3 separate regions of the Homo sapiens genome follow, and regions 1 and 2 are each linked to region 3. Evidence: chromatin contacts called from ENCODE Hi-C data. All regions are on one chromosome and are shown on one strand. The core of a region is the stretch at or near the end of the contact, and the rest is flanking DNA. Distances in the headings are between cores, read along the strand shown.

Evidence for each region. Hi-C counts contacts between places; a loop is a spot of excess contacts on that map. Pooled maps may share reads with other maps.
Region 1: a pooled map shows a loop between it and region 3 (2.1-fold over the local background). The contact joins the promoter of KNDC1 here to the promoter of CFAP46 in region 3. A Hi-C loop is called at or near these places in 1 of 50 pooled maps.
Region 2: a loop to region 3 is called in a map of Panc1, with 2.5 times the contacts of the local background. The contact joins the promoter of ADGRA1 here to the promoter of CFAP46 in region 3. A Hi-C loop is called at or near these places in 5 of 168 maps with a recorded cell type or tissue (Caco-2, Panc1, dorsolateral prefrontal cortex and 1 more), 1 of 37 single-sample maps with no recorded cell type and 4 of 50 pooled maps.

Annotation. Positions count from the first base shown.
Region 1 is chr10:133,158,932-133,163,334 of GRCh38, reverse strand. KNDC1 (kinase non-catalytic C-lobe domain containing 1) reads right to left here and starts at 3,116. Exons shown (of 30, transcript NM_152643.8): 1 at 2,766-3,116. The coding sequence starts at 2,867. RefSeq lists enhancers at 1,565-2,155, 2,156-2,745.
Region 2 is chr10:133,085,893-133,089,815 of GRCh38, reverse strand. It overlaps ADGRA1 (adhesion G protein-coupled receptor A1), which reads right to left and starts at 1,892. Exons shown (of 7, transcript NM_001083909.3): 1 at 1,678-1,892; 2 at 904-1,108. The coding sequence starts at 906. ADGRA1-AS1 (ADGRA1 antisense RNA 1) reads left to right here and starts at 3,119. Exons shown (of 3, transcript NR_111905.1): 1 at 3,119-3,327. RefSeq lists an enhancer at 1-738.
Region 3 is chr10:132,940,579-132,944,663 of GRCh38, reverse strand. It overlaps CFAP46 (cilia and flagella associated protein 46), which reads left to right and starts at 2,094. Exons shown (of 58, transcript NM_001200049.3): 1 at 2,094-2,228; 2 at 2,560-2,684; 3 at 2,942-3,073; 4 at 3,604-3,668. The coding sequence starts at 2,180. It overlaps LOC105378572 (a long non-coding RNA gene), which reads right to left and starts at 1,297. Exons shown (of 3, transcript XR_007062348.1): 1 at 89-1,297. It overlaps LINC01166 (long intergenic non-protein coding RNA 1166), which reads left to right. Exons shown (of 2, transcript NR_120627.1): 2 at 1-697. RefSeq lists enhancers at 1,614-2,197, 2,198-2,781.

The DNA.
Region 1 (4,403 bases), core at 1,867-4,366, 220 kb before region 3:
CACCGGCACACAGGAGGTTCTGGGAGGCAGTTGCTGAACTCTGGGAGGGATGATAGTGCTGCCTGCCTCTCAGGGACCCGGGACACGTCCTGCTCTGGCACCCAAACCGGTGCACCCTCTTCGTCTCATCTGAATTCCCATGGGGCAGCCAGCATTGCCCATCCATCGACTCCAGCCGCCTGGACTGTGTGCCTCTTCTGCAGCCGCTGTTCTGCCTGGATTGCACTGTTCTGCCTCAGATCCCATACCCCCATCCACAGTGACTGAAATCTCATGGGAATCCCGGGCAGGACACCTCCAGGAAGCCCTCCTTGCATCACCCCCACAGAACATCTCCCTGTCTATCGTGTACTGGTGGTTCTTTGCCTGTACTGGGATCCAACCTGGTCACTTCCTCCAGGACCTGCTGGCCCACTTGCTGATGCTCTGGTAGGTTCCAGCTGAGAGTGTTCTCACACACGCACGGCCACGTGTCTCTGGGGCCCACACCATAGTGAAGTTGCTGGGACACAGGGCACTGGTGCCTTCTACTTCACCAGCGAATGCTGGGCTGTTTTCCAAAGAGGCTGCTCCATTTGTCCTCCCACTGGCGCGAGGGAGAGCTGCTGCGCCGTCCTTGCCAGCACAAGCCGCTGTCCGCTCTTCAGTTCTTGCCAGCCTGGCGGTCTTGGGAAGGCATTCGTGGGGGTGTATTTTGCATTTTCCTGATTGCAATGAGCAAACATCTTTTCACATGTTCAGCAGCCATTTGGATTTTCTTTGGGACCATGTCAAGGGAGGGACATTCCAGGGGCTCCGGTGGGTGTCCATAGGGGTCTATTTCTTGACCCCATCATGGAGCCAGCCATTATAATTAGCTGTAGAATGAGTGAGTTCCTACATCTTATGAAGCCTGCATATGTCCTGGGCCTGGCGCCACCGTGCTTTCCCGGCAGCTGCCCTGCACCCTTGGCCTTCCGGCATTCTGGGATGATGATGCAACCTCACCGTGCCCTCACCTCACCCAGGACGGTTTTCCCATGCAAGTCAGGTGCCCCGATGGAGATTTCAGAACCTTCCAAGCCAAACACGTGTGGGAAGCAGAGTCTGAACGCCAGGGGAATTCTGAGACATGGGGTGTGTTGGGCTCAGTACTGGGCACAGGGTTGGGCCAGGGACCACCCGATGCTTTCCAGGAGTGTCTGCGAAGGGCCCACCTGAACGTTCCCACTGCACGCTGCAAACTCGGTGGGATGACAGTTCACCTGGAGGCCTTGGTGGACGTCACAGGATGGAGCCACCCACCCCAGTACTGTGCCGGCCGGGAGCTGTCCGGCCGGCCCGAGGACACTGGTGTGTGCGTGGGGGTGGGGAGCGGGAGTGGGGAGTGTGCAGAAAGACAGCCTGTGGCTCCAAGTGGGCTCGCGCCTGGCGCGGCGTGTTGTGTGCGTGGCACCGGCTGCTGCCTCCGTGTGCGGAGCGGGGAGGCCCTCAAGGCTCAGGCCTCTGATGCACGAAGGAGCTGTGGGAAGAGCTGCGTCCTCAGGGCCGCCTCCTAACAGATACCCTGGGATGTGTCCTGGGGCGTTTCTGAAGGCTGCGGGCTGCCCCTCCCTCTCGGTCAGAGCCGAGGTGATCTTGGAAGCTTTATTGCCTCCCCTGGCTGCTCCTCTCTGCAGCCTTCAACTGCACCGAATCCAGGCCATGGTGGGGGCGGGGGCATCGCCAACCCCCGCACAGCCTCAGCTGTTTCTAGGTGGCTGGGCCGAGGGCCTCCTGGGGCTGAACCTTCCCAGAAGGACGGTGCTTCCACAGCAGAAACTCCCGGTCCCTTCAGAGCCCACTCCCCTGGGGCAGCAGGTGGGGACTGCGAGGGGGTCAGGCCCGCGGCTGCTGCAGCCGGGATTCCCTGCTCCAGGCTTACTTGGCCGGCTTTAAAGAGAGGGCGCCACAACATCCCACTAATGGCTGCAGGTGACGACGCTGTCACCCGGAGACGCAGGCGCCCAGCGTCTGGGCTCTTGCCTGTTGGAGGTTTGGCAGATCTCGGATCCCTGGAGGGTGAGGGTCCCTCTGGGAGCTGCTGTATCCCCTGGGGGCCACCTCTCATGCTTCCGGGCCTGGCTTGTCCACTCCATCCCAGCCAAGCCAGAGCTGAGCTACAGGGTCAGACCCAGCCAAGGTGGCGTCTGGGCAGCCGGTGCTGTAGGGTGGGCGGTCCATGAGCAGAAGCGCCAGGGTATGCAGATGGCAGGCAGAGCCCCTCTGCACCTTGCGGGGTAGGGGGGTCTTGGGTGAAGGCCCGGAAAACCAGAGAGCAGGAAGCAGCTCTCAGTCTCGGGGGGCAGTCATCCAGCGCTCCCCCCACCCCCCGCTCCTGAACCTCAGCTCCGGGGACCTCATCCCCCAGCTCCTGAGCGGCGCCTGATTGGACTCTGCTGCTCTGCACCCCGCTGGCCTCCTGGGGCCCGGCAGGGAGTAAGCAGACCCCCCTCCGTCCTCCTTGCTGCCCCCACACTGTCCCGCCAGGGTTTCCACCAGGAGCTACCGCGCACCAACTTCTGCAGGGGCTGCCCACCCGCCGCCGTCCCGTGCGCATTCGGGGGTGCTGTCCCCTCCGGGTGAAAATCCTAACGCGGGGGCTGAGAACGGCGGTGGGAACCCCTCGGCCATGGAGGGCGCCTGGGGAGGCGGGAGCTCACAGCCCCTCCCGGGTCCTCCCCCCGGGCGCTCTCCGCGGACCCCTCGGCGGCGGAAGGGGCCCCCCAGTGGGGCCGGGGGCTCACCTCGTCCTCGGGGAGGGTGGGCAGCGGCTCGAAGTCGTAGAAGTCCAGGTCTTTGCCGTCCTCCTCGTAAAGATCCGCCGCGGCCGGGTCCATGGCCTGCATCCTGCGGCCGCGCCGCGCACCGCCCCCGGGGCCTCCGGCTGGGCTGGGCTGGGCTCGGCTACGCGCGCCCTGGCTCCATGGAGACGCGCCCGGCCCTCGCCCGCCCCCGCCCGCCCGCCGCTGCCGCAGTGTCTCCAGGGGACGCGGTCAGGGATACGGGGCGGGCCCGGGGGGCGCGGGGGGCGCGGGGTGCGCGGGGGCTGCGCGGCGCTGTCCGGACCCGGCGCCTAGGGAACGTCGCTCCTTCCTGGGGGAGGCACCGGGGGCGGAGCCAGGCGTGTGGCCTCCGCGGGGAGCCACGGGGTCTGCGCCCCACCTGGGCCCCAAGGGTCGAGGGGCGGAGCCGGCGCCCAGGAAAGCTCGGACGGGCAGACCCCCTCGCCGGCTCCCGCCGCCCCCGTCCCACCCCCGCTGCTGCCGGGCGGGGCTGCCGCAGTCCCGGGGTGGCCTCTGCAGCGGCGTTGGGCAGGGCCGGGCGGGGCCCGGGGTGGGGGGCGGGGCCCGGGGTGGGGGGCGGGGCGGTCGCTGGGCCGGGGTCTCTCCTGAGCGAGGGTCTTTCGGAGGCCCGGGGATGTTGGGGGTGGGGCAATAACGCTGCCTCATCCCCACCTGGAGGCATCGGAGAGACCCACTGGGCACCCGACCCTCCCCGGTCCTGGGGGACCCTGGGGGGTCCTGGGGCTCTTGACCTCTTCCTGCCCCAAAGGCCCCCCGGGGCTTTCTTCAGCGCCAGGGTGACCCCGGCCCACGGTAGTGCCGCGGTCAGAAGAGCCAGGATAGCCCCAAGCTCGGCCAAGAGGCAGGGAGGGTGGAGGAGAATCTCACCTTCCCCGGCCACCCCCAGAACTCCCACAGGAGAGAGGGCGGCTTCAGGGCCCGGCTGTCAGCTCCCCGTCCGTGTGGCTGGCCAGGCACACAGTAGGTACTTAATCCATGCTCCTGGCTTGAAGGAGCAGCAGGGCTTTTGACCGCAGAGTGGGAGGGTGCAGTGTGTTCAGGGACGTGAATTCCCAGCACTCTGTCCCCTGGTCGGTCACCCGGGCTGTCACTCTGGCCTGGCAGGGAGTTCAGGGGCTCAGCTCCCCGGGAGCCAGGTGGGCACTGAAGCCGGAGGCTGGGAGTGGGGCAGGTGCTGGGCAGACTCCCTGCGTCCAGCCAGGCAGCCCCACCTTATTGAAAATGCCCACCCTGGGGCCCACCCTGGTCCACCGAGTCAGCAGTCAGGTGCAGCCTCCCCCATCCTTGGGTGTTTGGAAGCTTGGGCAGCAAGCCAAGGTGGAGTGGGCTGGAGCTGGAGAGGAGGAGTCTCACAGAGGGTGGCCTCAGCCAGCTGTCCCTGAGCTCTCTCTCTGTGGGCCCCACAGGGCCTGCAGCGCCCCAGTCCCTGTCTTGGAAGGAGGCGGAAGTGGCAGGCAGACTCTGCTCCAGGAGCCTGATCCCGCTGCACCCTGGTGCTCAGACCTGGACATTGGAGCTGAGCCCCTGGGCTCCTGGGCCCTCTGCTGCAGGGCTGGGGCCGCCTCCTTTGTCAGGTCT
Region 2 (3,923 bases), core at 643-3,142, 150 kb before region 3:
CCACTGGAAGACGATACTGAATGTTGGCAAAGGCATCTCTCTTGCTTGGACATTTCGAACGGAACAAGAAGAAAATGAGCAAGTGACTCAGACCGATGGCTCCTTATGCAGCGAACACTGGGTCTGCTCCGAAGCACGCCAGCCGGCGTCTGTGGCGGCCGCACATTCTAGAGGCCATTGGCATTCTCTGCACGTGCCCTGGGTCCTCACCGCCTGTCAGCTGTCCCTTACCAGCACACACAATGCATTGTTCACTCAGCTGTCAGCCCTTCCGGAACCCAGACATTCAGCAACTGCAGCAAAAGCTTGCTGGTGCCTCAGGGAGGGACCCACGATGGGCTCGGCTAGCCGATCCAGCCAGCTGCCAGCCACGAGCCCCTTCCCGCTGAAACACCCTTCCCGTGCCTGCCGTGTGCGCGGCCGCCTTCTCTCCGCCACAGCCTCCACTGCTGAAGCCCACCTACGTCTGTCCGCACTGCCTTTCATCAACTTTCTAATGGGAAGGGGCCGGCAGGGTGGCGTGGAGGAGGCCGGTGACCAGGGTGGAGGGGCTTGGGGTGGCAGGGACCCCAGCCCAGGCACAGACCAGGTTTTCACAGGGCACGGATGCCAGCTTTGCGGGAGGGACGTCGCCTCCATTGATTAAATGATTCCACATTGCCATATGCCTGCAACTCATTAGTATGATCAGCACCCAGCACGCGGGGAGCAGAGGTGCCCAGACACGCGGCCTGTCCCCGGCCCCCACTCCACAGAGCCTCCCACCCCGGCACTGAGCCCGGAAGCCCGGTCACCAGCTCGCCATTCCACAACTTTTCCAGCCTGGGAGTCCCCATACGGGTGGCCGCCCCCCCGCAGCGGCCTAGCCCCCAGCTGCAGGACCCCCGGGACCCCCGTACTCACCATGAGCGCTGCAAAGTTGCGGAAGCGTGAGCGCCGCTGGAGGAGGCGTCCAGGGGGAGGCGATCAGGTGGCGCCCTGCTCCCCGCCAGCCTCCATGGCCTCTGGAAGGTCAAAGTCCCAGACGGCGGCCAGGAGGTCGCGCTCCCGGGCCCCTGGCCTCAGGGTGACCGCGGCGGGGCGGGCGCAGTCCGGGAGCTGCTCCCATCTGTGAAGACAGCGGCGGTCAGCGGGGCGGGCGGAGGGTCCCCGCGGAGGGCAGCTCGCAGCCCCGACCCCGCCAGGGAGCAGCCGCGGCCCCTGTCGCTCCCTCCCCTCCGCGGGCGGCCTGGGGGCTGCGCCTGGGGCTGGCGGAGGCGGTGCCGGTGGGGACCGGTGGGGGGCTCGGACCGAACGCGCCAGCGGCAGATGCGTCTCCTTCTCCATATTTAAAAATCAATCTGCGCCCCACTCCCGGCTCCGGAGCCAAACTCAACCATCTCGGGCTGCACAAAGCCAGAGGCGCGCCGGGGGGTTTGCACCGGGAACCGGCACCGAGTGACCCGCCCGCCCCAGCCCGGCCGCGGCGCCTGCTCTGCCTGGATGTGGCTCGAGCTCCGGGCCGGGCGCGCGGGGCGGGGGCCCTGGATTATCCGTGGCGCCTCCCGCCCCAGCGGAGCCGAAAGTTACTCGGAGCTGCTTTCCTCGCGGCCAGTGTCACCTCGGGGCGCGAGCTTTTCTGCCGAGCCGCGGCCCCGCGCGTCCCTCCCGCCGCCCAGACCCGCGCGTCCTTCCCACCTGCTGTGGCCGAAGCGGCTGCCGGGGCGGCCGGGCCGCGCTCCCGGAGACAGACGCGCTGCGCTCCCCCCGCCGGGGACCCGCTCTCCATTCGCGAGGGCAGCGGCCGAGCTGGGACCGAGTTATCAACAGATTGCGGGGCTGCGGCGCCGGCCGGTGAGTCACAGCCCCGCGCACGAGCGGCCCAGCCCGGCCAGCAGCGCCGCCGCCTCTGCGCGCACCTCCCGCGGCGACAGCGGGGACCCGGGGCCGGAGGCAGGCGCGTAACCATGGGGACCGGGGCGGGCGATGGCGGCGGGCGGGCTCCTGCCGCAGGGTGGGGATGGCTCTTCCAGCCGGGCGGCCGCCGTCACACTGCAGAGCGTATTTAAAGAGACACCTCGCTCCGCGCTCGCTCCCCAGCACCAGACCCTCGCCCGAAAACGCCGCCGGGCGGACTGCACGACCCTGTGTTATTCCCAAAGACAATCTCCATCCGTGGAGAAGCTGCAGGAACAGAAATATACACAAGAAAATGGATTTGGAAGGAATTTTCCATCCTTTATTTAACATTCTCAAGTCCAGATATGCCAGAACCGAGGTGCACCTGTCGTGAACCCGTCTGAGTGTGAGTCAGCAGGGCAGCCGCAGCCGGTGTAGACAGACAGGGCCTGTGGCTGTGCAGAAAGCGTCCCTGTCCCCCTACCCCAACCCTCCTGCATCCTGGGCCACAGAGCTGGGCATCCAGAGCCAAGGCGAGTGTGGAGGCCAGGGTGCCAGGGGCGGCGCAGCCCAGCCTCCCACCCGCAGCGAGGTTTGGGCTCTGCACACATCCCACAGGTCCCTATCCTGCCCCAAGGGGCCTCCTACCCGACAAGGTGGGTCCAAGTCCACTCCAGTTTTCGTCACAAACTCCGTTTTCTGGGGCACGTGCTGGCCTGGTGGCAGCCTCAGCAAGAGTCTCAGGAACTGCCCTGGGGGACTCCACACCCCTCCACCTGTTCCCCCTTTGGCCCTGGGTGACCCCACACCCCTCCACCTGTTCCCCCTTTGGCCCTGGGTGACCCCACACCCCTCCACCTGTTCCCTCCTTGGCCTCCACCCTTGCATGGCTACTTCTGCCCCAGGTTCTGTGACACTGGCGCCTGTTCAGGGGGTCCCCAGGCCCTGCTGCCATGGATTTTGAGGGGCCTGAAGGATGTACTATTGGGAGGTTGTCATGAAGACTCACAGAGGCAGAATTAGATGCAGGGGTGACAGCGTTCCGCTTCCCCGGCCTCTCATTATGGGGCTTTTGAGCGGGATGTGCTCAGGGCCCCACTGCCCCATCTAGCTGGTGTTCCCAGAGCCCCTCTGTGGGGACACTGTGCTGGTCCCTGAACTCCAGCTGAGGGACACAGGGTCCAGGCAGGCGACGGTCTAGTTCCCAGCTGGAGACGCTCTAGGCACCCCAGGACCTGGCCGCCCTGACTCCCTGGACACCGTTCCCTTGGAGCCTCGGAGCCCCCCCTGGTGTCCCCTGGGTGATGGTCCTGGACAAGAGGGCTGGGAAGAAGCGGGCAGCAAGGGGAGGATTCTGCCCCAGACGTCCCCAGGCCGGGGGTCCCCATGGGCTCTGCCCTGACGTCTTACTCCTGCACCCAGCGGCTCCCACCACAGAGACTGCTCCAGGTGAGGGTACCACACTGAGCACAGGTCAGCCTGTGTCTCCCGGGAGGCTCCTGGCACATCACAGTTGGGGCCCAGAGGAGGCCCCGGCCGGTGGGGGGAGTGGCCCTGGCTTGTCTCTTTCCCTGCACACGGACTGGAGCCCTGCCCTGAGTCCCACGGGGACTTTGCGGGGGAACTTCTCGAAGGTGCTGTGGGGGCAGAGGGAGGTGGTGGAGCCAGCCAGGCTCTGGGAGGCCCCAGAGAAGCTCCCACTGCCCACCTCAGTCCTAGCTGGTTTTGGGCCCTGGGCTGGGCCCCCACAGGCTCCAAAGGGAAAGGTTGTCCAAGGGAAAGCCCTGGAGGCCGCTGGTATCCGGGTAGGACACACAGAAGGCTACCAGGTGCTGTGGGGGCCCTGGGGTCCGGCACTTGAGGCAGACAGGTCCACTGGCTTGCGAATGTCCTGCTGCCCCCGCACGTGGTGGTCAGGACCCGGGAGGGCTGCCCCTCCCCCCCCATTCCACACCTAGTGATAACCTAGGTGAAGGAGAGAGAGCCAGGGGGAGCTGGCACTGCCACGTGTTCCAGAGCTGCCCTTGGGCAGAGTCTGTGGGGCT
Region 3 (4,085 bases), core at 845-3,344:
GTGCCCCGTGATGGCAACGCCAGCGGGCGCATATACAGCAGGCCTCTGGGGTCCAGCCTGGGAGCCCAGACACAGACACCGTCTCTACCTGGCAAGATGGGGTGATGAAATGAGAAATGAATAGATCTGGTCTCTGCTCCCGAGACCCCGCACAGGGCTCCAAAAGCCCTCGAATTTCCTGGGTGATGGCAGCAGATTCTTCCATTCAAATGAGGTGAGGCTTGGTGGCTCCTGGAGGGGGTCCAGTCACCAGAGAGACCAGCCAGGATTAGCACCTGCAGCTCTCAACCCTGCACCCACCCTCCTCCAGGGATCATCCACCATCATCCTTCATGTCTGCGATGGAGCCTCCATAAGAATGCCTGGACTATGGGTCCCGAGCAGTTCCAGGTTGCTGAACACATCCACGGGCCAGGAGGGTGGTGCCCCCCACTCCACGGACACAGAAGCTCCTGGGCTGGGGACCCTTTCCGACCCTGCCCTGTGCCCCGGCCCACCTGGCTGCCCATCTGCGGCCTTTCTCATCTCCTTTTCCTGCGTTCTGTGATAATTTTGTGTTGCACTCTTGATATTTAAGGCTAATGTGTAACTAGAAAACTGAGTTTTAATATTTAATGCCCTTGGATTTGGGAAATCTCTTACTACATTATGTTTGGATATACTTTCTCTGAGGGGATAAATATTTTATCGAGGCTGTACCCATGTGTGGAGTGTCTTTACCAACAAAGGCCCATCTGAGAACTGTCTTTGGGAAGGAATATGGTCATTTAGCAGGGATCTGAGGCTGCCAACTTCAAGACGGGGTGGGGCTCTAGGAGCCTGAGAAACATACGACGTTCAGGTTTCAAAACTATGTCCAGGCAGCTTATTTGATCCCATGTAGGTATGGTGGCCTCTCCCGGGTGGAATTCCACTCTCCCAGGTGGGCCTCTCCCAGGCGGTCCTCTCTCAGGGGGTTCTCTCCCAGGTGGGCCTCTCCTGGGTGGAATTCCACTCTCCCAGGTGGGCCTCTCCCAGGCGGTCCTCTCTCAGGGGGTCCTCTCCCAGGTGGGCCTCTCCCGGGTGGAATTCCACTCTCCCAGGTGGGCCTCTCCCAGGCGGTCCTCTCTCAGGGGGTCCTCTCCCAGGTGGGCCTCTCCCGGGTGGAATTCCACTCTCCCACGTGGGACTCTCGTGGGTGGGCCTCTCCCAGGGGGTCCTCTCCCAGGTGGGCCTACCCCAGGTGGGCCTCCCCTAGAGCTCCCCTAGTGTGCCCACCCCGGGGTGAGTCCCGGGCCCTCCCCTCCCCAGGCCGACCCAAGTCCTTCAGTGGCTCCGGCTTCCCCGCGCGGGGGCTGCGCGCCCCGCCAAGCCTCCAATTCGGGTCGGTCGTAGGCGCCGTCCGGACCCCGGCCGGAAAGCAGCCCCGGCTGGGAGGTGGGGAGCCCCGGGGGGCAGGTGGCTGCGCTGCTACCCTCTCCGTGGGGGCCGGGGCTCTGCGTCTGCTCCTCCCGCCTCGGCCACCCCCTGCTGCCAGGTCTTAGCTCGTCCCCAGACCCGGCGGCCCCATCCACGCCCGCAGCCCGCATTTCCACTGCGCGACTTTCTGTGCCCGCTGCACTTCCAGCACCGTGGCAGGGGCAAATCACCGCCTGTTAAAGTAATGACGGAATGAATGAAAGAACGAAAGAATGAAGGAATGACTGACTGACTGACTGACTGACTGACTGAATGGATGAATGAATGAATGAATGAATGAATGAATGAATGAATGAATGAGCCGACGAGCGCAGGCGCGAAGGACGCAGTCGGAAGTTCCCGGGGAAGGTGGAGGGTGAGCCCGGGGTCAGGACCAGAACCCGGGCACACAGGAGCCCTGAGCGGGGAGAGGAGGCCCGCGCGGAGCCCCCGGCGTCCCCCCACGCCGCCTTCCCTCCCCTTTCTTCTTCCCGCCCCTCGCCGGGGGTCGCTGCCCTGGTGTCTCACTCCCGCGGAGCTGGCGGGGGGCAGGGCGGGGGCGCGGCGTTGTTCGCCTTCCCCGAAGTGTGGCCCCGCCGCCGACCCGTAGCCCCGCGTCCGCGTCCCTTTCGGTCTCCAGGCAACCGTGGCCGGGTCCTCGCGGCTGGAGAACCCAACCGACAGTGGGCGGCAGGACGCACCGCGGACCCCGGAGAGAGCGGACGAGCAGGGCGCCGGCGCCATGGACCTGGTCATCACGCAGGAGCTGGCCCGCGCCGAGAGCCAGCAAGGTGACCCCAGGCCCGCCACGACCCCCGCCCCGGGGAGGCCCCGGGACCCGCCACGACCCCCGCCCCGGGGAGGCCCCGGACCCTCTCATCCCAGCCCGCCCAATGGGTGATCCCTCGAGGGCCACAGCCGGAGCCCCCACCTCCCGATCGTCTGACCAGAGCAAACGTACAGGAAGGCGCCCACACCGCTGCTCCCTGGCGGCGACAGGTTCTGACGGTGGCTGTGGCCCGGGGGCCCAAGGCGGCTGCCTGGGGCCTTCGGGATGGCGTTGCCCGGCTCACTTCTCCCAGCCCAGTGACCAAACCTTCCTCAACCACCCGTTTGGGACAGATGCTGCGTCCTTGAAGAAGGCCTACGAGTTGATCAAATCGGCCAACCTAGGGAAATCGGAGTTTGACCCCTCAGAGAGCTTCAGCCCAGACCTGTTTGTTCTGTGTGCAGAGCAGGCCCTGAAGGTAACTAGTTCCCGGGATCCTCGGTCAGGGCAGCTTTGACAGGGAGAGGGAGGGCCTCTGGGTGTGCAGCGGATGCAGAGTGGGGCTGGGGAGAGGCAGCTCCTGGCCGGGCAGTCAAGGGGCCAGGATGGAGGATGGGGCTGGAAACAGGCTCCACCTGTGCTGGGGGCCTGTTCTGAAAGCGGGCCCGTGGTGCTTCTGGGCAGGGAGGCCACCCCTCCGGGTCTGTGATCTTCTGTGGTGGTGTTCTCTTGCAGATGAGGCAGCCAGAGGTGAGCGAGGACTGCATCCAAATGTACTTCAAGGTGAAGGCGCCCATCACCCAGTTTCTGGGCCGAGCGCACCTGTGCAGGGCCCAGATGTGTGCCCCGAAGTCGGCAGAAAACCTGGTGAGAGGCGTCCTGTGCCCCTTATCCCCAACAGTTCAATTTTCACCCCATCTCCAGAGCAATGCCAGGCTAGACCAGGCTTAAAATCGTTCTTAGGGTAGTAGAGTGAAGGAATTCCTTTCCAGAGTGACACGAAACTTGCACCATTTCCTGTCCATGCTTTTTGCTCAAGTGGTGATATCTGACACACAGGACCCCTGGACCTTTGCCTCGTAGCAGCGTGGTCTCTGTGGCATCTGCGCCTGCAGCTGCCCCGAGTGGGCACAGGGGAGCTGGGGTGGGGCGGGCGTGCTGGAGCACAGGCACTGCGGTTTCTGCTGCCTCGCTGTGTCTGCGGGACGGGAACCCGGGTGCAGGTCCAGGACCTCGCCACGACACTCAGGCTGTGTCTGCCACACCGTCACCTGTGGATACACAGGTGACACACAGGGGGTACCAGGCCAACCGTGAGGGAGCCGTGGCATCCGCAGATGGGGCAGTGAGCAGGGGTCAGTATTTCGGTCTAATTGTGCTTCTTTATGTTGCCTTAGGAGGAATTTGAAAATTGCGTGACTGAGTACATGAAGGCCATAAACTTTGCCAAAGGAGAACCGAGGTAGGCAAAATTGAAGTGGCCGTTTCTCACTGACTGGGTGAAAGACTTCAGAGCCAGAACTTATCAAGTGGGTGTATTTATTTGAACTGTGGGGTTTCCCCTCGTTTGTGGTCTGTGATTTTCATGCACGTGTGATCACTCCCTCATCTCGTCAGCGTGTGGACAGGCCACATTCATGCCGAATTCCGAGTAACAGCCTCTTTTGCACTCGGCGGTTTTCGTGATTTTAGATGGCTGTGAAGAGTCTGTTTTCTGCCGGGCGTGGTGGCACATGCCTGTAATCCCAACTGCTGGGGAGGCTGAGGCAGGAGAATCACTTGAACTCGGGAGGCGGAGGTTGCAGTGAGCCCAGATCACGCCACTGCACTCCAGCCTGGATGACAGCGAGACTCTGTATCAATAAAAAAAAAAAAAGAG